Linked DNA regions of Homo sapiens: all the other regions are linked to region 2. A link is a loop called in an ENCODE intact Hi-C map of the cell type or tissue named here. Cell type or tissue: dorsolateral prefrontal cortex. All regions are shown on one strand. Region 1 overlaps PDE4B (phosphodiesterase 4B). Region 2 overlaps PDE4B (phosphodiesterase 4B). Region 3 overlaps PDE4B (phosphodiesterase 4B). Region 4 overlaps PDE4B (phosphodiesterase 4B). Region 5 overlaps PDE4B (phosphodiesterase 4B). Region 6 holds the start of PDE4B-AS1 (PDE4B antisense RNA 1).

The links. Peaks named below come from ENCODE experiments on the same cell type or tissue, not always from the same donor. Only the 100,000 strongest peaks of a DNase experiment are listed, where the experiment ranks them.
Region 1: a loop joins it to region 2, with 3 times the contacts of the local background. A loop is called at or near these places in 12 of 110 quality-filtered maps.
Region 3: it touches region 2 in a loop (14-fold over the local background); 106 of 110 quality-filtered maps call a loop at or near these places.
Region 4: a loop joins it to region 2, with 4 times the contacts of the local background. A loop is called at or near these places in 10 of 110 quality-filtered maps.
Region 5: it touches region 2 in a loop (6-fold over the local background); 5 of 110 quality-filtered maps call a loop at or near these places.
Region 6: it touches region 2 in a loop (3-fold over the local background); 3 of 110 quality-filtered maps call a loop at or near these places.

What each region holds. Positions count from the first base shown.
Region 1 is chr1:66,165,503-66,169,502 of GRCh38, forward strand. The region is part of intron 3 of PDE4B (phosphodiesterase 4B); the gene reads left to right. Among named protein-coding and RNA genes, the nearest start is that of PDE4B-AS1, 120 kb to the left of the region's middle. In dorsolateral prefrontal cortex, no CTCF peak of the experiment used is centred here; no DNase peak of the experiment used is centred here; H3K4me3 peaks cover 625 bases; H3K27ac peaks cover 3,959 bases.
Region 2 is chr1:66,240,848-66,244,847 of GRCh38, forward strand. The region is part of intron 3 of PDE4B (phosphodiesterase 4B); the gene reads left to right. Among named protein-coding and RNA genes, the nearest start is that of PDE4B-AS1, 190 kb to the left of the region's middle. In dorsolateral prefrontal cortex, CTCF peaks have their summits at 2,010 (motif pointing left) and 2,225; DNase peaks (open chromatin) are centred at 2,004 and 3,754; H3K4me3 peaks cover 2,901 bases; H3K27ac peaks cover 4,000 bases.
Region 3 is chr1:65,957,387-65,961,386 of GRCh38, forward strand. The region is part of intron 3 of PDE4B (phosphodiesterase 4B); the gene reads left to right. Among named protein-coding and RNA genes, the nearest start is that of PDE4B-AS1, 91 kb to the right of the region's middle. In dorsolateral prefrontal cortex, CTCF peaks have their summits at 1,660 (motif pointing right) and 1,868; no DNase peak of the experiment used is centred here; H3K4me3 peaks cover 1,668 bases; H3K27ac peaks cover 2,315 bases.
Region 4 is chr1:66,155,815-66,159,814 of GRCh38, forward strand. The region is part of intron 3 of PDE4B (phosphodiesterase 4B); the gene reads left to right. Among named protein-coding and RNA genes, the nearest start is that of PDE4B-AS1, 110 kb to the left of the region's middle. In dorsolateral prefrontal cortex, no CTCF peak of the experiment used is centred here; no DNase peak of the experiment used is centred here; H3K27ac peaks cover 4,000 bases.
Region 5 is chr1:65,990,481-65,994,480 of GRCh38, forward strand. All of the region lies in intron 3 of PDE4B (phosphodiesterase 4B), which reads left to right. Among named protein-coding and RNA genes, the nearest start is that of PDE4B-AS1, 58 kb to the right of the region's middle. In dorsolateral prefrontal cortex, a CTCF peak has its summit at 2,164; DNase peaks (open chromatin) are centred at 2,191 and 2,633; H3K4me3 peaks cover 3,530 bases; H3K27ac peaks cover 4,000 bases.
Region 6 is chr1:66,048,068-66,052,067 of GRCh38, forward strand. The region is part of intron 3 of PDE4B (phosphodiesterase 4B); the gene reads left to right. PDE4B-AS1 (PDE4B antisense RNA 1) reads right to left here and starts at 2,651. Exons shown (of 3, transcript NR_123718.1): 1 at 2,464-2,651. In dorsolateral prefrontal cortex, no CTCF peak of the experiment used is centred here; a DNase peak (open chromatin) is centred at 2,224; H3K4me3 peaks cover 1,214 bases; H3K27ac peaks cover 4,000 bases.

The DNA of each region.
Region 1 (4,000 bases), 75 kb before region 2:
ACATACACAAACTAAAAAAAAACTAATAAATGAGAGTTCAGCAAGGTGGCAGGATATAAGATCAATACATACAAATCAATTGTAATTCTATATAATAGCAATGAATAATTTGAAAATTAAAAAAATAATTCCCTTTATAATAGCATCAAAAAGAATAAAATATTTAAAAATAAATTTGCCAAGGCAGTGCAAGACTTTTATGCTGAAAACTACAAAACATGGTGAAGAATAATTAAGGAAGACCTAAATAAATAGAAGAACGTCCTATGTTAGTGGATTGGAAGACTCAAATTTTAAGATGGTATTACTCCCCAGATTCGTTTACAGATTCAAAATAATCCTTATCAAAATTCCAGTTGCTTTCTTTTTTTTGGAGAAATTGACAAGCTGATCCTAGGATTCATATGGAAATGCAAGGGACCTATAAAAAACAAATCAAACCTTGAGGGGAAAAAAAAAAAAGAAATTGGAGGATTCACACTTTCCAATTTAAAAATTTACTAAAATGGTAGTATAGTACTGACATAAGGTAGACATATACAGATTAATAGAATAGAATTGAGAGGCTAGAAATAAATCTATGCCTGTATAATCAATCTATTTTTGACCAAGATGCCAAGGCAATTCAATGGGGGAGTGGGGGAATCGCCTTTTCAACAAATAATACAGAGACAACTGGATATCCACATGCAAAAGAATGGAATTGGACTTCTAATTTACTCCATGTACAAAAACTAACCAAAGTGAATCATAGATCTAAAAGTAAGAGCTAAAAGCATAACAATCTAATAAGAAAACACAGGAGTAAATATTCATGACCTAGGGTTAGTCAATGGTTTCTTAGCTATGACACCAATTACATAAATGACAAAGAAAAAATAGATGAAATGGATTTCATTAAAGTGAAAAACTTTTTGTTCTTCCAAGGACGCTATTAAAACAGTGAAAGGGGGCTGGGCGGGTTGGCTCACACCTGCAATTCCAACGCTTTGGGAGGCCGAGGTGGGCAGATCACGAGGTCAGGAGTTAGAGACAAGCCTGACCAACATGGTGAAACCCCACCTCTACTAAAAATAAAAAAGTTAGCCGGGCATGGTGGCGTGCACCTGTAATCTAAGCTACTCAGGAGGCTGAGGCAGGAGACTAGCTTGAACCCAGGAGGTGGAAATTGCAGTGAGCTGAGATGGTGCCACTGCACTCCAGCCTGGGCAATAGAGCAAGACTCTGTCTCAAAAAAAAAAAAAAAAAAGTGAAAGGACAACCCACCGAATGGGAGAAAATATTTGTTAATCATGTATCTGATAAGGGACATGTTTCTAGAATACACAAAGAATACTTACAATTCAACAACAAAAAGCCACAGACCGTAACTAACAAATGGGCAAAGGATTTGAATAGGCATTTCTCCAAAGAAGAAACACAAATGGACAATGATCATATGAAAGTAGACTGTCATACCATTAGTCATTAGGAAAATGCAAATCAAAACCACAATGAGATATTGCTTCACACCCACTAGGATGGCTATGGTCAATAAGACAGCCGATAACAAATGCTGGAGAGAATGTAGGGAAATTGGAACTCTCATACATTTCTGGTGGGATTGTAAAATGGTGTGACCATATTGGAAAAGTTTGCCAGTTTCTCAAAATGTTAAACATAAAGTACAACATGACCCAGCAAGTTTACACCTATGTTTATATACCAGAAAAATGATCACATAAATTCATGCAAAAACCTGTACATGAGTATTCATAAAAGTATTATTCATACATAATAGCTAAAAAGTAGAAACAACTCAATGACAATCAACATAAACAAAATGTGATATATGAGTACAATAGAATTTATTTTGGTAGTAAAAAGCAATAAAGTACTGATATATGCTACAAAATGAATGAATTTTTAAAACTTTAAGTGAAAGAACCCATGCAATGTGTGATTCAATTAACATGAAATATTCAGAATGGGCCACTCCCTGTTAGTTAGGAGTAAATGGAAATGGAGTTTCCTTTTGGGGTGATGAACATGGGGTGATAGTGGTGATGGTTGTAAACTGTGAATATATTAAAAACCATTGAATTGGACATTTTATAAATGTAAATTTTACAGCATATGAATTGTATCTTAATAAAGCAGTTATTTAAAAGGGAACTTAAGCATTTTGATATTTCTATGGAAGTGAAAAAGAAAATAGGTTACTTCCTTTCCATTTTCAAGAGTACAAGCAAAGTCTCTCCCTGTGGTTATGGTGGTAAATTAGCGTGAATCATGTGGTGAATTAGCCACATGTCATCTTTAAAATTCTCCTTATCCAATATTCCTAGATCATCTTTGCTAATTTTATATTTTCTTCATAATCTAAAAACAATACTTTAGTAGCATTCTCAAAAGTCATTGTATTGCCAGATTAGATTAAATGTAACATATGCACCAATGCCTCTCTCTTTTCTGTTCAGTCCTTCTCAAAAATTATATTACTCTCCAAACAACCTGAGAAAATAAAGCCTTTTCCTGTAAGAGAGTTACCTTGAACATTCACTCTGACCCAAAATATTATTTTCATGAAAATCACTTCTATTTATTATGAACTAGACCAACTATCTTCTTTCTCATTAGCTGAAAACCTCCAGACTGGCATTTGCTTTTATTCATTTATAAATTAATTCATTTTTCAACAAATATTTATTGAGTTCCTACTTTGTGTTAGGCACTACAGTAGGCACTGACAATAAAGCAGTGAAAAAATACAGAAATCCTCTTTCTCCTGGAGTCACATTCTAGTGCAAGGGTACAGATGATACATATAATAAATATATGGTATATTAGACAGTGATGTTGTGAGAAAAAAAAAGCAAAATAAAGAGAGTGCTGTTGTGGTAGGGTGGTCAGACAAGACCTTGATAACGAGGTGACATTTGAACAAGGACTGAGTAAGTGTGGGAGTGAGCTATGGAGCAAACTGGGTAAGAGCACATGAGGCAGAGAGAAAAGCCACTGAAAAATTCCAGAGGCAGGAGCATGCCTGGCATGGTGTAGTAACCACAAAGGGTCACTGTGGCTTCAGCAGTGTGGGGAATGGGGAGAATGAGGAATGAGGACCGTACCTACCGTCTTGGAGACCGTTGTAAGAACTTTGGCTGTCATTGTGAATAGAAGGGAGGCCAACTGGAAGATGTTCAGCTGGTTAACGATGTGTGACCTGAGTTACATTTCTAAAGAGTTATCTTAGATGCTATTTTGAAAATAAACTGTAGCAGGACAAGGGCATAAGAGGAAGTCCAGTTAGAAACTGTTTTTCACAATTAAGTTTCGACCATCTGTGTACCTGTATTATTTTTTACACCTGTTCCTACTATTGCACAAAATGAGTCCTGTCCTGAGGTCAGCTTCTCTGAGACATTGTGAGGTCAAGAAGATGAGTTATGAGGCAAATCTGAAATAAGGAAATAAGGCATCCCTTCCAGGAACACAGATCCAACTAAAATGCAGGATTATCAGCATCCAGAAGGAAGATAAATGACACTGTGCCCTGAAAAACAGACAAAGGGGAGACCATTCAAACATGCCTTCTCATTTGATTGCAAACCAATCTTTTTCAGTATGAGTCATCTACATTTTACTCAGAAATCCAGAATGCCAGGACCCTTGTCCTCTCTGTTGAATGCCTTTGGAGTATAATTTGTCACTCTGGGAAATGCCATCAGTTCTTCAGGGATCAGAGGATCTTTGAACCTAATACTGTTGTGTCGGGTTAATTGTGATTTCAGTGGCCTTTAAGTGCTATTGTATCTGCTTAGAGGCCAGTCTTCCTGGGCCAGCGGTGAAAGTTTAAATATACACCAGCATGCTTAGAGCAGTCAGGGGAGTTGGCACCAAATCTGAAAGTTGAATTCATTATTCCAGTCACACTGTTATTTCTTTGTGTAACATAGATATTTTCTTTGCTCTCTAATCTTCTGTGATGAAAAAGACCTATAATCTCTCCAGGGTTTTCGCC
Region 2 (4,000 bases):
ACTTCATTTCTGTGGGAAAAGACTGAGGTGTGGGGGGCAGGATACAGGGAGCCCCTGTTTCATTTCAGTTAGTTCCCCCACAGAGCTGGAAGTAGAAGCCGGATCCCTAGAATCTCAGAGCTCTTCAGCATTCCTGTGCTACCTCTGGTTGAGCCTTTCTGTGGAGAAAGCAGTTTTGGATTACTGCCATGAATGTAATTTTCAAAGGCCCTGGAAGAAGAGAAAGCAATGGAAGCTGCTTCTAGACTTCAGATGAGCTGAACATCAGAGTTCGTCTTCCTAGTCTGTGGAAGGGAAGTCATAGACTTTGGAACTGAATTCTTATGGCATAACTGTAATATTCTGCTGTAGCTGTGGCCAGAGGAGTTCTGCCTGCCTTCGTCTAGGTCGTGGGCTCTATATTAGGCTGGCTGTGTTTTTCACAGCTTAGTCCTTCATTAGAAATTAGGACTGGCTGCAGCCTGCAGTGACTAATTATAGAAAGATGGGTCATTGTCATTGTGGGTAAAAACACATGTGCCTGTTAAACTTCTCTGTCTATAGGGATCAGATAGTACATTTGAAGTGATAGCCAATATAATCACTTAAGTAAATGGATAAATATTTATTTGTTTTTATTAAAATGATAGACAAGCATTTGAAGACATTCATTTCTTTTTCTTTTTTTTTCTTTTTGTGAGACTGAGTCTCACTCTGTTGCTCAGCTGGGAGTGCAGTGGCGCATCTTGTCTCACTGCAATCTCCGCCTTCCAGATGCAAGTGATTCTCCTGCCTCAGCCTCCCGATACAGTTAGTTTCTGAGTACAACCGAGGAGAATATTTTCCAATAGAAATTTTAAGAAACACAGCATTTTTTCATGACTATGCCTACCCCCACAACACACACACTCTATACAGAAACATACACCTTATTATAGAAACATTTTCTGTAAGCAAAAACTCCTAGGACGGAGTTCCTGGGATACTGAAGGGAGAATGCGGAAAGAAGAACCTAGTGACTCCCTTTAAGAGCTCCACTGAGGTCATCACCTGCCAGAGGTTTTAATCCAAATGAAACTGGCTTTTTGTCAGATGCGAGAAAAAACTATAAGATCTTTGCATTCATTTAACAAATATTTGTTATGTGCCTTTTGGTGTGATACTCAGCTCTAGGCCCTGGGACTACAAAACTAAATGAAGGCTTCATTCCTGCTTCAAGGAGGTCACCATCTGGTGGAGTGAGAGAGATAAGTAAACACAAGAGTATAGTCTAGCATGGCCGGTTCTGGAATCAAGGAGTCTAAGGGGACATCTGAGGGGTCAGGGCACAGATTGTAAGGTGTAATGAAAAGAGGTCACACCTTAGCAGTTTTCAAATGAAGCTTCACATTTTTCAAATGAAGCTTCACATTTTGGATCCTCCATTTTCTCTTCTTTGAAATGAGGCAAAAAGAATTAGCCTGCCAGAGTTGTTATAATTCAATGATATAAAAGAGACTCAGTGAGTAATTTCTAAGAAAGAAAAGCAAAATTGAGACAGCAAGAGCTCTCTCCCAAAAGGCAGTGAACCATTCTGCGGACCTGTGGATTTGAATCTCTTTTGTGGAGTTTGCAGTCTTTCTAGCGGGTTATTTGTTAGAATAAGCCAAAGAGGTTCACCTAGAGAATGACTAAGTTGCGAAAGAAAAATCTCCTCTGGTTCAGAAATGAATTATTCCTAGGATGTTGCTTCATGAGTCTTTGTTACAGAAATTGGAGTTTGTGCAAGTAATTGGGGATCAGGAAACAACCACCCTGGGGACAATTGCAGGCAATTCTGCGACCACCTGGCTTAACTTGAATTCTAGGAAGTAGAGCTTCTCTTAGGTTAATCAAAGGTTTCATGGTACACCTTGTGGCTCTTTTCTTTATCCCTGATTTTTCCTCCCAGGCTTATGAATAAGGCTTCAGTTATGTTTCTCCCTCCAAAATTGCCAGCAGCCCCACCTGCTGGGCTTGGAGGCTGGGGCCTGCAGCCTAAGGACAGTGTGGCAGTCTGCTGCCATCTGCTGGCTCACGTGTCACCAGCTCAGGGCTGGCTTTGCAAGGATTCCCCAGGAATAGAAACCACCAGGAGAATAACTGTGGGCCAGAGAACGTTCCTGCTCATATTGAAAAATGAAGAGATGAGAAGATGGCAGACACAAGCTGGTATAAGAAGGCTTTTCTCCTCCTGCGAGTTTGTGTAAAGATGTGACCATCTCAAACAGCTAAGCCAGTGATATTTCTATGCAGATTTGTTTTGCTCAGGGAGAACATAGCAGTGCTTTCTAAAAAATGTATCTTATTTTATTTAGATCACTGTCTCACAAGGCCGAACAAATAAATTAATGACACATCTCTGTAGATTCATTTAAAGGAAACAGCAGAAACACAAGGCAGTGGGGTCTGAGGTGGGTATAGGGAAGCAGAAAGAGGGGAGGGATTGGAGAAACATTTCGCAGTAAGTTATAGTATATTTTAGTTGGTTCTGTCCACATTTTTTGAAGACCTACTGTTTACAAGGCTCTGACCCAGGTGCCTGGGATACAAGAATGAGTAATACTTAGTAATACTGAGTCCCTTCTGGCTTGGAGATAACAATGTATTGGGGAGCAGTAAATAAATAGAGAATTAAAACAGAATTGCAAGTACTGTGATAAAGTACTATGGTAAAGGAATCTAGGAGAGCACAGAGGAGGAGCATGTGTCAAAATCAAACTGGACTGCAGTGTCAGAGAGCGCATACTCTGGGAGATGGCATGAACTGAATTTTGAAGATACTAGCTCAATGGAGACTGTAATGGGAAAGACATTCCAGTTATGGGAAGCACCACTTCTCATACAGCCCATCACCCACCATCACTGCCTGGAAGAGCTGAGAACACTAGATACAATGCAAGAGAAGGCTGTTAAAACATTAGGTCTCAGATGAGCAATTGATTCAGTCCAGGGATATTGGCAGAGGCAGGGAGAAGAAGGCAGATCCAAGTGAGCAGGCAACATAAATAATCTTGAAGATCAGAGAGCAGGGCTTGGCAGGGTCTTTGGACCCAGGGAAAAGGCCACTTTCAATGCCGTGTATATATGGGCAACCCCTTCCAGGCAGGTATAAGTCACAATCAAATATTCAGAAACTTGTGAGTAACTTCCTGTCTTAATCTATCTGAAACTTCTGTGTGACCTCATTTAAATGTTGAAGTAGCTACAAGCTCAAAGTTATCAACTGCAACATTATTCAGAATTGCAAATATGAAGAGTGAAAGTAGAGAAAATGCTTGAGAAAATTGTGATACAGCAACTGAATGAAGCAGCTCATGGAAAATGCTAATTCTGAAAACTGTAGCACATAACAAATACTTGTGAAAAAAATCAAGATCCAAACCTGCAGGAGAAAAAATATTCAGAAGAGAAAAAAATAAACTGCTAGTAATGATGTTGTTCTTTTCTCTATTGTCTACGTTTTATATAATATTCTTATATTTCTTTTATAATGATTTTTTTAAAATATAAAGCAGCCTAAAGGTGAAATATGTGTCCTGATGAAGGCAGAGGCAAAAATTACCCTAAACAAATAATGGCCCTATTTATGTGTTTGTTTCTGCTACTGTAGATTCCATTTTCTTCCTAATTGTATTTCAGTTTGTGTGGTATATTCATTTTGCTTATTAAGCCTGTCCTCAGCCTTCCCTTTGCCCACACCCCTCCTCACTCCCTGGATCTGTGGGACGTATTGTGATGTCTGCCCGCTAATTTTGCTGTGACTGGGGCTGGTGTCTGGTTGGTGATTCATGTTTGTTCCAAAGTTGTACATCTGTGTTGGTTGCTTTGAAGCAGTGCCCCAGGGAATATGAAAGGCCATTTGTCTCCCTAAGACTGCTTCTTTGCATCAGAGACTTCTTCCCTGGCTTCGTTTAAATTCCAGCAAGCTCTCCTGAGTTTAAGTAGGGTAAGAAGGAAAGAAAACAAAAGCAAACAGGGGCATCATGGAGAGATCATTGGA
Region 3 (4,000 bases), 280 kb before region 2:
CTATCATTTATGCAGGGGTCTGATTCTGGGCTCTCTATTTGTTTGGCCTGTGTGTCTGTCCCTGAGCCTAATTAGTAATTTATATCAGTAAGGCATTTTCTCCTACTCTGTCACTCTTCAGAAATGGTGAGTTCTTCCTGCTCCTGTACTCATCATGTAAATTTTAAAATCACTGGTTAAATTTTATGAAAACCTGTTATAACTTTCATTGTAATTGTATTGAATTTAGAAAGCCATTTCTGGAAATTGGCATTTTTTTGGTATTGTGTCTTCCTATCTATTAACATTCTGTATTTCTTGATTTATTTAGGTCTGTCAAAGTCTTTAGAAAATATTTATAATTATTATTCTTAGGTCTTGCTCCTCTTTGTTACATTACTTCACTTTTGCTACTATTGTAACTAGTATATTTTAAAAATATATATTTTCAATCTGTGGCTGATCATGGAAATAAAATTAGATTTTATATTTTGACATTACAACCAGCTGTTTGTTATTGATTATTATGCATAATAACTTGTCTTGAGAATCTTTTGTGTTTTACATAAAAATCCATTTTCTGCAAATATTAACACTGTGTTTCTTCCCTTCTAATCTTTACTCCTTTAATTTTTTTCTTGTAATTGTATTGGGTGTTTAGTACAGTGCTGAAAAGAAGTGCTATTATAGTCATGCTCGTCTTGTTTCATATTGTACAGGGAATTGCAATCAGATTATGTCTGTTGTAGGCTTTTTATAGATGCATTTGATTAGGTTATGGGCGCTTTTTGCGTTCTTAGCTTTATAAGATTTTTAAAAATATGCTTGTGTTGGATTTTTTTTAAATTATATTTTTCCCTGCACTTATTGAGATGGTTTTTTTAAAAAATTTATTGATATGGTGATAAATATATTTTCTAATGATAAACTGCCTTTTCCTTCCTAAAATAAGCTCAACTTGGTCAAGATATATTATTATGGTTTTAAATTTATATTTGGAAAGTTTGCCTATATTTTATTTAATTTTTTTGCATCTAGTTTCATAAGTGAAGTTGACTGATATTTTTTTCCCACATTGTGGTATTTTAAAAAGTATCAATGATATGGTAGGCTCTTAGAGTGACTTGAAGATTGTGCCCTCTTTTTATCTTTTGGGGAAGAGTTTAAAATTTATAAATAATGTGGTAGGATTCACCTATACAATATCTGGGTCTGATATTTTCTTCATGGGAAGATTTTTTAAAACTGTGATTCGTTTTTAACCTATTTAAAGCCTACTCTTTATTCTTAATACTGTTTTAATGTTATGTTTTTTCTAATAATGTGTCCATTTTGACTAAGTTTTTTAGTATGTTGGTATAATGTGATACACACACACACACACGCGCGCGCGCGCGCGCACACACATACACACACGCAAAATACCATAGTGTTACCTTATCTTTTTAACCTGTTTTATCTGCAGTTGTATATCTGCAGTAATCTGCAGTTTTGTATCTGTAGTTATGACTTATATAGTTATATTTAAAACTTCTTTTGAAACAAATGTTCGTAACTGCATATCAGAAAAGTATTACAGAAGGTATTTAATCATTTAAATTTGAGTGTGTTCTGTGCTTCCCAGATGCAGAAATAAAATATTTTCTTTTGTTTTATTTTCCAACACAAGAGGGCAGCATTGCTGCACTGTTAATTTCCTGTAGGCTAACACCGCTGTGCCTTGTGTAGGTTTAAATATACAGCACATCTCTTTCAAATGGATAATCATTTGAGGATTGCATAAATGTGGACCTTGTCTATTTTTCACTTACATGACATTCATTGAAATTTAGTTTTGAAAACAATACTCTCTGATTAGCATTTATACATGTTTTATATTTGCTTCATTGTTTCTGATTCTGTAACAATCACCTCATTCTGAGAAGACTAGGTACTGTTGTGTTTGATAGTGTGTATGTATGGTAATTTTCTAGAAATCTGAATTTTTTTAAATGGGCTTTTCAATGATATTACTGAGAAATAGGTAGGGTACTATTTTGACATAAAGGATAAAGAACCCACAAAGTCCATGAGCTTCCTGTCGGATATGAGAGATTAAAACTGCTGCTGACTACACCACCAGGTCCATGTCAATTAACTCATTTGCAGATGGGAGGTGAGAGTGCAAAAATAATATTAACATTAATATTAAGTACCATTACTGGCTACTCATTATAGCTTAGATTCTTTATTTGCTCTACTTAGATTTATTTTTATAACATCATCCTGTAAAGTAGGTATTATTACCCCCATTTTTACAGATGAGGAGGCAGAAGCTTGGGTTGGCTAACTCACCCCTTAGTTCATGAGGGTCAGAAGAGGGTGCTGATTAATAAATCCCCAGGCTTTCTCACTACTGCACACTGCCTCACCATCAACAGCAAAACAGGTTGAATTCGACGATTCAGTAAAAAAGTAATTTTGATAGTTGAGTTCCTTTATCCCTTACCACGTCTATTTCACATATATGATTATTATTATTTTGGTAGAGATGAGGTCTTTTTATGTTGTTCAGGCTGGTCTCAAACTCCTGGGCTCAAGCAATTCTCTTCCTCCTGAGCCTCCTAAACTGCAGGGATTACGGGCATGAGCCACGTGCCTGGCTCACATATTTGATTTGGTCTAGGCTATCTTAACAAAATACAAAATGCTTTGTAAAGTCTACATTTTATTATTGCATTTGCTATTTTTAGCTCTTTATGTCTGAGCAATTGTTTAATGCCTGTGCCTGAGAATCTTTTTCTCAACAGGGGAACTGCGGGGGAGATTCCAGAAGTTCCTTTTAGAGTTGTTGTTTCACTGTATCAGTGCATCGGTGACTGAGAAGGAAGTATTTGCTTTTGTGTGGCAGCGCAGTAAATTCGCAGAACACAGTTCCAAGAAGCCCAAGGCACTAGCAAGAATGATAGGTCACCATCTCCATTATCTGTCGGTGGTGGATATGGAAGATAGCATTCTATATTAACTTTTGAGAAAGAGAAAGTTAGGCAAGAAGAGATTGCTGAAATAGATTGTCTGTGATTGCTGAGGTTGAAAGTTTTTTATTCTTGGCCAAGGAATGTATCTTTTGGGTTTAACATCACTTTAGGAGTCAGACAGCCTTGAATGTTAGACTGAGCTTTGCATTTTTTAGGTCATGACTTTAGGCAGATTCCCTGAGCCTCAGATTCATCATCTGTGAAAGAAAGATAAGACTAATACCAATTTATCCAGGCTAAAAATATATATAAAAATATATTTTTTCAAACATACACATTCAAAAATAATGACCATATTTTTAAATGCTATCCTACGTTGTGTCAAGGGCACCAGTTTCTAACTTAGAGACATTTGCAATTTTGAGCAGTGTCTTCTGAGGCCACTGGGTATCTCTAGAAAGCTTGAAGTTTAGGAGTAAACAGAAAAAAGCTTGTGAACATGCTTTATAAACTGTAAAGATTTGTAAATATATAAAATCATTATAATGGCTCCTCTCTCTGAACTCAACTTCCACTGGATACATGGCATATACTTTTGCATGTATCAACTTAGCTCAAATCAATAAAAAACATTTTTGGACTCCTGGTAAGTCCAAACATTTATTCATTAAAAAAATTATTAGGGACCTAAATGTACACTGTTTTAGGCACTGGAGATTGGACAAGAAACAAAACAGATGAAACCTTTGCCCGTGGAGCTTGTATTTGTAGAGGTGACATATGTGGATCACACATAGGTAGGATGTTTCATAATAATATAGAGAAAAATAAAGTCTAGGCAAATGGCTAGAGAATGGTGGAGGCTTGCTACTTTAGATGGAATTGTCCAAAAGCCTTCTTTGAAGAGGGAAAAAACTGAGCAAAGACTTGAATGAAAGAAAGAAACCAGCCATACATCTGTCTAGAAAAACTGAGTTATTGGCAGAGAGAACAAAAAGTCAAAGGCCTTGAAATGAGGATGTGTGCCTGGTATGTTTGCAAAATGGCAGGAAAGCTATGGTAAA
Region 4 (4,000 bases), 85 kb before region 2:
TGAATCAAACCATGATATTCCCTGCTTAAAATCATTACTGACATTTATCATCTAAATTCACATAAGGATGTTTTACTACCTGCTTCTGTTTTTATTTCTGACCCCTGCCTGATTTCTTGTACTTTATGCTTCTACAAAACCAATGTTAATCCATGCCCTTGACTTGGCACATGACAGAATCAGGAGAAGTAGAAAAGGGATGAAGTAAAGATAAACTTGAGAGACAGGTTGATTCAGTGTCTAAATGTTATTATCCTAACTAAAGTGTAAATATCACAAAACCTAATATTACCTTAATATAGTAAACATTTGATATATTTTTGTTAGAGTGGATTAAAAAGTGGCATTTGTGGTTTTATCTGGCTTCAGATTCATTAGGAATGAGTGAGTGAAAGGAACCTAAAAGGGTGAGTTCATTGGTACATGAACAATTTAATCCTTTTTCGGTCTCAATAGCTATTATTGTGGCTAACAAAGCAACTCTTATAAGTTGCACACAAACAAGAAGTAGGAGAGTGTTTATGATGTCATCATAAATATTTATAATAGGGACATGATACAATGTTTTGTGAGACATTGTTGAGAAAGGTTAGACAGTGAATGCTCATTTAGATCAAAATCAAACACCTGACACTTGTTGAGCATTTTTTAATTTACAAAGTATACTCACATTTATTATCCTATTTAAACTCAATTTTTCAATCTACATTGGACCATTATCTTCACTGGGTAAGCATTCTCTAATATCTCCATCCTTAGACTCCACATTCCCCATCAGAAAAAAAAAACAAACAAACCTGTATATCTTCTTTCTTTTACAGCAAAGCCCAAGAGTTGTCTATGTTCATTATCTTGACTTTCTCACCTAACATTCTTGCGTCAGTCAAGTCAGATCTGGTTTTTGTTCCCACAACTTCACTGAAATTGCTTTTATCAAGGTCATTAGGAATGCCCATCGTGTCTATTCACTCTCTCCTCCTGGAAACACTCTTCTTCACTTGGCTTCAGACACAGTATATTTCACTGGTTTCCCACCTACCTCACTGGGTTTTGCTCCTCCACACTTTTAATGGTCCCGCTCCTCAGTTATTGTCTCTCTTACTCCCAAGGTGATCTCAACCAGACCCTAGTTTTCAACATGATTTGAAAGCTGATGGCTCCCAATTTCTATCTTCAACCCAGTTCTCTCCCTTGAGCTCTAAACTTGTGTAGCCAACAGCCTTCTTAACTCTCTTTAGATAGGCATCTCAAACTTACAATCCTAAAACTGAACCCTGGAGGACCCTGCTGTAATGCCAGTGCTCCCCTTCTCAGCAAGTGGTGCTAAATTCATGCACAGATGCCGCCCTAGCTGAAAATGTAGATGTCATCCCTAAGTCCTCTCTTTTCTCATTCGCAGCATCTTGTCTGTCCACACGTCCCTAGAATCTGACTAGTTATTACTACCTACACCTCTGCCAACCTAGAGAAAGCCACCTTTATTGTCACTTAGACTTCTGGAACAGCTTTTTAACTTGGTTCTTCACTTCCTTTCTAGCTCCTTTTGCAGTGCAGCCAAAGTGATACTTTCAAATGATCCAGTGGTATTCCCTTTACATTCTGATGAAAACCCAGTTTTTTCTAGAACTTATAGACCTTCATGACCTGGGCCCTACCTTTCTGTTCAAACTTAGTTCTACCTTAAGGTATTTGCATTTACTGGCTCTGTCTAGAATTTTCCTCTACCAGACCTTCTCATAATTCATTCCCTCAACTCCTTCTGATTCTACTCAAAGGTAATCTCTCTTCCTCATCCTACAGCTTTTTGTCCCTTAACCCTCTTTATTTTCCTTATTCCCTTACTGGTCAATATAGTATATATTTGCTTAATTATTTATGATCTCTCTTTCTCTCAGTGGAATATAATTCCAAGAGGTTTGTTTTCTCCTGTATTCCCAACATCTAGAACAGTGCTATAATATTGTAGGTGTCCAACAAATAGATATTGAATGAAAGAATGAGATTTAAATATAAACCTTTTAACTAGAAGTCAAGTGTTTTTTTTTCATGATCAAAGCCCATGTAAAAAGTGATCATCTTTTCATATTTTTTGATATCTCTAGCATATTCTGAGGAAGTATTTTGAGAACATGATTTCAGATTCTTTTGGATAAATGGAGATACATGATATTAGAGCACTTGTGTAATTGCAGTTTGTGTTGATGAGGTATGGGTTTATGATAGAGACATCAGCATCATCTCCATTGGTACAGAAGCATTTCACACTAATATTCTACTGCATAGATTGAGGCATAATTCCAACAGTGGCAGGAGAATTGCCCTAAAAATATAGGAATTCACAAATTTTAAACTTTTGACCCAGTGAAACTTAAAAGGGCAGCAGAGAAAACACAATGGTATTACACCAAACTTAAAAGCTACTGCACAGCAACAGAAACAATCAAGAGTGAGGAGATAACCTATAGGATGAGAAAAGGTAACTTGCAAACTGTGCACCTGACAAGGGGTTAATATCCAGCAAAAGAACAAGCAATGCTATTTCAAAATGGGCAAAAGACCTGAATAGACATGTAAATGAGTGACAGGTATGTCAAAAAAATATTCAACATCACTAATTGTCAGGGAAATGCAAATCAAAACCACACTCCAGTAGAGAAAGGGGAACTCATATACTGTTGGTAAGAATGTAAATTAGTACAGCCATTCTGGAAAATAGTAAAGAGTTTCCTCAAAAAACTAAAACTAGAAGTACCATATTATCCAGCAATCCCACTACTAGTTATATATTCAAAGAAAATCAGTATGTCAAAGAGATATTGTCACTCCCATGTTTATTGCCGCATTATTCACAATAGCCAAAATACGGAATCAAACTAAGTGCCTATCAGTGGGTAAATGAATACAGCAAACATGGCATATATACACAACGGAATACTATCCAATCATAACACAAAATGAAATCCTGTCATTTGTGGCAACGTGGTTGAACTTGGAGGACATTATGTTAAGTGAAATAAGCTAGGCACAGAAAGACAAATACTGCATGATCTCACTCATTTGTGGAATCTAAAAAAGATGATCTCATAAAAGTAGAGATTAGAATAGTGGTTACCAGATGCTGAGAAGGGTAGTGGGTAAAGGAAGATGGAGAGAAGTTAGCAAAAGGGTACAAACTTACAGTTAGGAAGAACAAGTTCTGATGTTCTATTACACAATAAGGTGACACGTAATAAAAATGTATTGTATATTTCAAGATAGCTACGAGAGAGAATTTTGAAAGTTATCACCACAAAGAATGATAAATGTTTTAAGTGGTGAATGTGATAATTACCCTGATTTGATCATTACATAATGTGTACATGTATTGGAACATCACACTTACCCCATAAATATGCACAGTTATTAGAGGTCATTTATAAATAAAATAAAACTTTTTTTTTTTTTTTGAGAAAGAGCCTCACTCTGTTGCCCAGGCTGGAGTGTAGTGGCGCATTCTTGGCTCACTGCTTTGCCTCCCAGGTTCAAGCAATTCTCATGCCTCAGCCTCCCAGGTAGCAGGGACTACAGGTGGTGTGCCACCACGCCCAGCTATTTTTTTTTTTTTTGTATTTTTAGTACAGAAGGGGTTTCACCATGTTGGCCAGGCTAGTCTCAAACTCCTGACCTCTCACCTGCCTTGGCCTCCCAAAGTGTTGGGATTACAGGCATGAGCCACCACACCTGGCCAAAATAAAACTTTTTTAAAAAGGAGAGAAAATTCAAGTATTAAAAAGCCACTTCAGACAATCTGTTTGTAAAGTGCTATAGATAATAGGATTTTCGACATGGGCTTGAGTAATCTTGAGGGTTTTGCCTGGTGCCTCAAATCCTCGCATACTGGGGTAGTGTCTTTTATTCCTGTAGAAATAACGTAAAAGCTCTAATATTCCCTGTCTTTATAGGCCATGAATTAAGTGTTCCCTACACTTTCCTGGGAAGCATTTGAAATTGCTTCAAAATT
Region 5 (4,000 bases), 250 kb before region 2:
CCAGTTTTAAATCATATTATTGCTGGAGGAAAGTCCCAGCTTTGTTTTCATAATTCAGCAAATAATAGGTAGCTTATAGCCATATTTTCTCCTGTGACATTACTAATAGTTTGTCTTCTCAAATAGGGCAGTTAAAATATCTTTAGATATTAAAACATGCATTAGAGCCTACTTGAACAAAATTACAATTTTGTAATTGAATTAAAGATCATTCCATTGGGAATCAAAAAACCTGGGTTTTAGTTTTAGCTCTAACATCAGCAGCTAATATGATTTTAGGTAAGTTGCTTAAATTCTCTAGCTCTGTTACCTTGTCTTTGGAATGAGAAGCTGAACAAGGTGATTACTAGGATTCAGTGCAAATCTAAAATTCTATAACTGTGCTTTTGTTCATAATATATTTTAGTTAATTATTGAAATGTTCTGCTTTCCAGAGTAGTACCGTAAACCAGTAATTTAAACCCTTCCTACTATGTTTCAACCACTTTCCCAAGGGCTGGTATGGGTCTTACTTGCTCCTACATGTAGGAGTTAGTCTGCTCTTATTTAGTCCTTTAGATATTTAGCACATTTTAGCCTGAATATCTGACACAGATGAATGATTTTTTTTTTTTTTTGAGACAAAGGCACACTGTCACCAAGGCTGGAGTGCAGTGGCGTGATCTTGGCTCACTGCAACCTCCACCTGCTTGGTTCAAGTGATTCTCGTGCCTCATCCTCCTGAGTAGCTGGGATTACAGGTGTGTGCCGTCAAGCCTGGGTAATTTTTGTATTTTTTTAAGGAGAGACGAGGTTTCCCCATGTTGGCCAGACTGGTCTCAAACTCCTGGCCTCAACTGATCCGCCTGCCTCGGCCTCCCAAAGTGTTGGGATTACAGGCATGAGCCACCACGCTCAGCCCAAATGATTTTATAAGCGTAGAAGACATCTCTCACATCTTAGTGGGAGAATTAAATGTCTCTCTTTTTCACTGAAGTCTTACCGAGAATCATTTCTTTTCTGTCACTCTTGCTGATCTTGCTGATGAGCCCTAGTTCTGCTTTGTCAAACTTATTTGAGATCAGGCTGGCCCTTGTGACAATCATTGCCGGTATAGACTTTTCATAACATCCAGAAACTTCAAGCACCACTATATTGTTTCTACTTCCTCATATGCCTTTTAAAGTATAGAAGCTGTATTCCAATATATATCTACATGTTAGGTTACAGTGATCTGCTTTTGGACTTGAGGCATTTTTTGGACTCGCCTGTCCGTAAGTCTCACTTGCATTCTTTGTGAACAAAGAATACACCCACTCTCAAATGTATATGCCCACACACAAGCATACAGTATCTTGTACACCTATCTGCACACACACAAACACATGCATAGTGCTTGACTTTGGACTCTGTGCTTTAACTGAGAGTATTCATTTTTCCTGGTTGTTACCTTCATTCCAGTTTTGTGAGCTTTGCTGTCAAAGTGGCTGTGCATCTAGCATAGAGTGGCTGCTGTTGGCAACCCATGAACAATGAGCTTAAACAGAAGAATGAGGGTAATGTTTATTGTAATAAAGATTGGGCATTAAATTCCTTGGGGGAATGAACCAAATCCAATGTTTTCCTGTTCGCTGACATTTTTTATATTGATGCTGTTTTGGATCTTCTGGAGAAGGGAGGAAAAAAAAACTTCAGCAAATCAGCTCTTTCATTCAAAAATGGAATTCAGAAGGCTATTTTAGCTAGCTTTTTTTGACAATCCTGGATTTAATCAGTTTTTACTGTGATGAAGACAGTTAGCCTCACAAATTTTGTGGAAATCTAAAGCGATGAAGGGTGTTGTTAAGGGGGAAACAGAGTGCAATTGTTTAAATAATCCTGGGCCAATAGCATTTGGTAGGTGGAGTTACTGTTGTGTGCATTACAGAGCAAGATAATTCTGAATGAAGACTTTAAACATTACACATGCTGGACGGATTCTGGGTCTGCTCTTTGTGCAAACAAAACAAGTGACTAGGTTTTGCTTACTATCCATTAGTGAATGCAGCTTGTTTAATAAGATTTTTTTTAAAAAAATGCATGTAAAGGATTTATCAAAAGCCTTTATGAATATTTCATGAGTTGATATATTCAGCTGAATGAATTCAGTGAGTGTCAGTGTGTAGCTTGCAGACAAACCTCATCCACAAGGAGGCTACTGACATTGGAAGCACTTTGGCGCATTTTCAGAGGCAAAGCCAGCCTGATAAAGCTCCTTGTGACAGCCTGACTTGCTATTCTTCGAGTATGCTGCTCTTGCTCTAAGACGCTCATACATTGGAGTCACAGCTTCGTAAATTAAACTGGAAATAGTTTGCAGACTTATCAGTCTTCTGACCTGCAGCAGTGTCTCTGCTATGTTTGAGATTTTTGTTTTGGATGGTGAAAGCTAGCACTCCTTACAAGACATGACAGCAAAAGATTCTTCAAAGGAACTTACTGCTTCTGAACCTGAGGTTTGCATAAAGACTTTCAAGGAGCAAATGCATTTAGAACTTGAGCTTCCGAGATTACCAGGAAACAGACCTACATCTCCTAAAATTTCTCCACGCAGTTCACCAAGGAACTCACCATGCTTTTTCAGAAAGTTGCTGGTGAATAAAAGCATTCGGCAGCGTCGTCGCTTCACTGTGGCTCATACATGGTAAGATAAGACTTGGAGGTATCTACAGTGCTTTTCAGATTCTCGCATTAGCACCAGTGATCTAGCAGTGTAGAAAATGGAACATTTGAGTTTTGTTCCTAAAACATACTGCAAGTGTGAAATGAATGGAGACCAGGTCAGATGAAGAGTACATAAATGCACTGTGTGCTAAATTGTCATTGTGCTACTAGCTTTTTCCAGATAAAATATGCTTTTAACTGTAGAGTCTTTAAAATTACTGCTTATCAGAATACATAGCTAATTCTAGGTAAGTCGAGTAATAAATGAATTTTTAAAGTCAGTTTTTTGTTTCATATCTGTTGAGGTGGTAGGTGACTTTTTTGTTTTGTGATTGTTAGTGATTTTAAAAAAATAATTTTGGGACATGAATAAGTGTTTTAATCTTAGTTCTAACTTATTTTTAAGATAATGTATAAAGTCTAACTTAATGTATTGTACCATCATGTTTATAGCATATAAACCAGTGAGTTTTTGATTTATTGACTTATCTTTACAATACTTAAGGAAAGGGAAAACTAAGTTCCCACTTCTGAAATTGCATGGTCAGTTACTTTAATTTTTGATTCCAAAATGCTGTTATCTTTAAGAGCTTCTTTTTTTAAAAAAATGGACTTTAAAATTTATAGCTATTTTTTAAATACCCAGCAAATAAATTCAAGAACCCTCTGTAAAACTTGCACTGAGCCTGCCACCTTTAATATACATGTTTACAAGGTATGTAAATATAGTAGGGTAACGTCCTTAAACAGTATAATGATGAAATGTAAGGAAAAAACACGATGAAATTAAATCACTTTTACTGTGAAAGCCAGGCCACTTCAGATTTTTTTGGAGGCTATATTTTCTTTCAGATTAAGGTACCTTTAAAAATTGAGTAGCTGTACCTTAGTTTTTTCTAGCAGGGACCATAGCAATATAGGGAGCATGTACATTTTAAAGGCAATTCTAACACAGTGATTTTGTGACTACATGCTGGGTTGCCAATCAACATTATAAATTGAGGAGATCTGATTTTTAAAAATTAATATTCACTTGAATTATTTTCTACTTATCTAAAATGTTTGTCTGCTTAATCTACTGTATAGTGCATTGGCAAATTAAAGTTACGCCTAGAAATATATAGCTTGCCTTTGATAGATACCACATGCTTAGCCAACACATACTTTGCCTGGCATATATGATGTGCTTATTCTTGCTTTCTGACAATGGACTGTTCATATAATGGCTTTATTGCAGATTTTCTTTGGTCATCTTCTTGATGTATTACATCATGTTGTTTAATTGTAATCTCTTATTTGCAGAATACACGTGGTTAGT
Region 6 (4,000 bases), 190 kb before region 2:
TGTATGTGTTGCCTCACAGTAACTTGTCACTTCACTTAAGCAGAAAGCTCACGGTTCTCTCATTGCTGTACCTCCTGTACTAGCCTCTGAATGCAATGTTTGGGTGACTGCCATTATCACTTCCTTTGGCTTTTGATCACTAAACTTCCATTATCCAGGCATCACTTGTATTTATGAGTAAACTTTTCCTTTTGCACCACCCCCATACTCCAAGTCTTATAGATGAGCCATTTCCTGACAGCTAAGGAGCAATCAACTCCACTGTCCTCCTACATAATAATGAATAATCTTTTCTTGCAGTCAATAAAACAGGCTCCCACGATCATATCCTTTTATGACTTGGGGATGCTGGTGAAAAATCTTGACCAGATATTATTTGATTTGGGAGAATAGAGCAATGTAAATATGGCATTCAATATGCTTTAAAATAATTATCTGGAAGGTGTAACTTTCATGCTAAACATGATTTACACTACAAAGAAAGTAGTCTAGGAGAAATAAACCACGGAACTTGTGGGCATTTTGTAATTGTCTAATCTAGCTCCTTTATTTTATAGTTGTGGATGCTGGGGCCAAGTAGAGTTGACTTTCTCAAGGGCACATAGTCAAGGAGCAGTGGAGATGCTGGAATAGAGTCTTCTGATTCACAGCCTATTACTCTTCATTCTCGGATGTTTTATAACTGATAATATCTTTGAAAATATCTAAATATTTTTGTTTGGGAGGCTACTTGAGATCACTTCCTTTTCACTGATAGGTCAGAGGACACACAAGAAGTCCACTCTTAACATATCAGTAAGTGAGTGATGGATGAAGTGAAGAGGTAAGTGTAGACACCTCCATTTTTAAGTTACATTGTTGGGGAGATGGGAAGAAATGCTTAATGAATTAGCTCTCCGTCTTTAGTCAATCTATCTACTATGATTTATCCAGTAATGCATTGGCCCCCGGAACTTGGTGCTTTTACATCTAGCACATCTCCATATCTTATATTTGAGTAAACTTTTAAATATTTATTAATTGTTATTCTGAGAGTGGAAATATCGTAAGTGTAGAATAAGGAGATTAGGCTCTACTCTAAATTCTATTGTGAACCTGAATCCTAATCATGACAAAGTCACTACTCTTTGCCTCAGTTTCTTCACATGTAAAATTGAGGTGCTGCTTTAAATAGCATCATCTAAAATTCATTTCAGATATTGTGAATGGAAAAGCTACAATCTCTGAATGTTACAACTGTCAGGTCAGTTACCCTCATGGATTTCATACATTTCCCATGCCTGGTTGTTGGCAGAGGGAAAAGAGTGGGAGTGTGGTGTCTGTGTTAGTATTGCCAGCTGATGGGCTTTAAAACAGGAGTAGTATGGTTTGAGTAACAAAAATACCTTCTTAGGATGCCTCACCAAATAATAGAGGGTGCTGAAGAGAGTATCTAAGTAAGAGACCTGGCTATTTCTGGAGGTTTTTCAACTAGACCTACGTTTAATATTTAAAAACATGAAAACTCATGTAATTAACATGTAACTTATTTGTATTAAAATTAGTATGCTGACATGATATTTTCTAAAACTGGGCCACATATGCATGGATTTCCTAAATAATCCTTCAAGAGAATAGAGCAGGAAATGAAGTGATATGCCCATTTGCAGTGTGGTATGGGGCTTCCTGAATGTATAAATGTGGAAGGCAGCAAGGTGGGGTTGGATACCAGTAATGCCAAGAACTTAATTTCAGCATTTCAACCACCGTGTACATCCTCAAAATGCCTTTCACTTTAATTTTGTATAAATACGAATTGGATCCCGGGTTACCTTTTGCTTTAGAGATGAAAAAAATGTATTTACGTTTCCCACACAACTGCTAGGAATTAAAGTAGTGTGAAAACTCCACACAAATAAATAATACATTTAAAACTATTTTTAGAAGAATAATTCAAAAAGACAGTAGTTTTGGGACATAGGCAACAAAAAGTCCCTTTTACCTAGGTTTCTTTGATTCAGAGATTCAGCATACGGATTTATGGAGACAGATTATATCCTCAACAAATTAAAGAATACAGGATATACACTGTTGTCTAATATAATATGAGGAAACTTTAAAATTTATTTCCATGAATTCTATGTTCAATTGGAAATATATGTTCAATTGAGTATCAGTAGAAAAATCTATTGTTTTTACTAATGACTCAGCTGCTTAAATGATCTATTGTATCGGTGGCCAGTGGCAGGAAGGAGGCTCTGTGCAGTATTGTTGTAACCATGACATTAGTGACATCATTTAGCAGAAATAGAATTTGGGACATTTGGAAAACAAAGCAGTGGCCTCTTGGCTCAACTTTGTGAGAACCTAATAAATTCTAAGAAAGTATAATGGACAGTGTTGATTTCTCCATATATATTTAGTGATTTTACATGTATGCACACACACACACCTACATACATAAAGTATTTCATTTAAATTTACCTACTAATGTATGATATTCGCAATGCCGTATAGACTTTGGGAAGAATGTTAATCTTGTATTGCAAAGCCATGCTCTACTTTAAAAGCAATGCCTCCAGATGTACAGCATACTTAACAGGGCCAAGAAAACATGTAACGTTGATTCTGTTCTGAGATACACCTTTGTTAAAAAGAATCCCTTCAGTTTTTCCTGTCTGACTAAAAATGATGAAAGGCAGGGTATCCTGAATGGCTGTGTTAGAACATCGAGGTATTGGAGATCCGTGAAGGAGCATCATCGTTACTATAGAAACAAATGCTGCCCCTGTCATGGACATCCAAAGGACAGACTGAAAAATGAGGAAGGGAAAAGCAATGGGAGGAAGAGGTGCCATGAAATGAGAATAAAGAAACTACACAGGAAGGACTGAATTAAGAAAAGAACAGCCTGAGGCAGAGTGAGGAATCTAGACACAGAAAATTCCCAATGGAAATGTAAAAAACTGGATCACCACTTGTGTGGGTACAAAGAAATGATGACTTTTCTGTTTTTAAAAGTTAAATTTTCTTCTAAAGTATAAGTATGTTTTTGCCTTTGGAACAACTTTTTGTATCCTGAAGTCTCTCTTATGGCACATGTATACATATGTAACAAACCTGCACGTTGTGCACATGTACCCTAAAACTTAAAGTATAATAATAATAAAATTAAAAAAAATTAAATTTGAAAGAAAACAAAATAAGTGAAAGTATTGAAGATTGTGATAGAAAATGTGTTTGAATAATGAGTATTAGAATCTGTGACAAGTCACTCGACCTCACCTTAAAATAGGGAAACTAATAGCAACCTCATGATTATTGGGTCAGTATAGGAGAGAACCAAATTCAAACCCTGCTCCATGGAGTGAACATTTCTATTTTGGGGGAAAGATTAGGGAACGGAATCTGGGAATATAAATTATTCATTTTAGTATTTCAGAATGAAGAGAAAAGAGAAGATTTCTTTTCCTTTATTCCTCTCGCTGAAAAAGAATAATTTGTTCATGTTTGAAGACTGTGAACAGAGGTAGAAAACATTTATTATATATATGTAAATATATAATTAGATGACAGTTTACAAAGTGAATGAATAGATGCTATTAAAATGCTACTTTTGACCTTCAAAAACATCTCAAATAGGGTTGATATTATTTGGTTATTTGCTGATTTGGATAAATTGCCAAGCAGAATTTTATATCAAGAATAGAAGATATAACGTTTTTCTATAACATTTGATATGTTTTCTGGAAATGTTTACTTATAGATTATTATCACTCATGTATTGTGGTAGACAAGGTGATGTAGCATCCAGATACCTCTTAAAAGAAACACTTCCCAGCTCCTGCCTTTTTATCCAAAGTCATACTATTCACTCCTTAGGGCAGCCTACTTTCATAGCTGATGAAGGTTGGGGTATAAAGGTATGGCCATCTTCTGAGGTTCTGTTGGGTTTACCAAGGTGGTGGGGCCTGCATTGAAGCTCAGCTTTTCTTCTGCCAGTCCTGCTTCTTCCTCATCC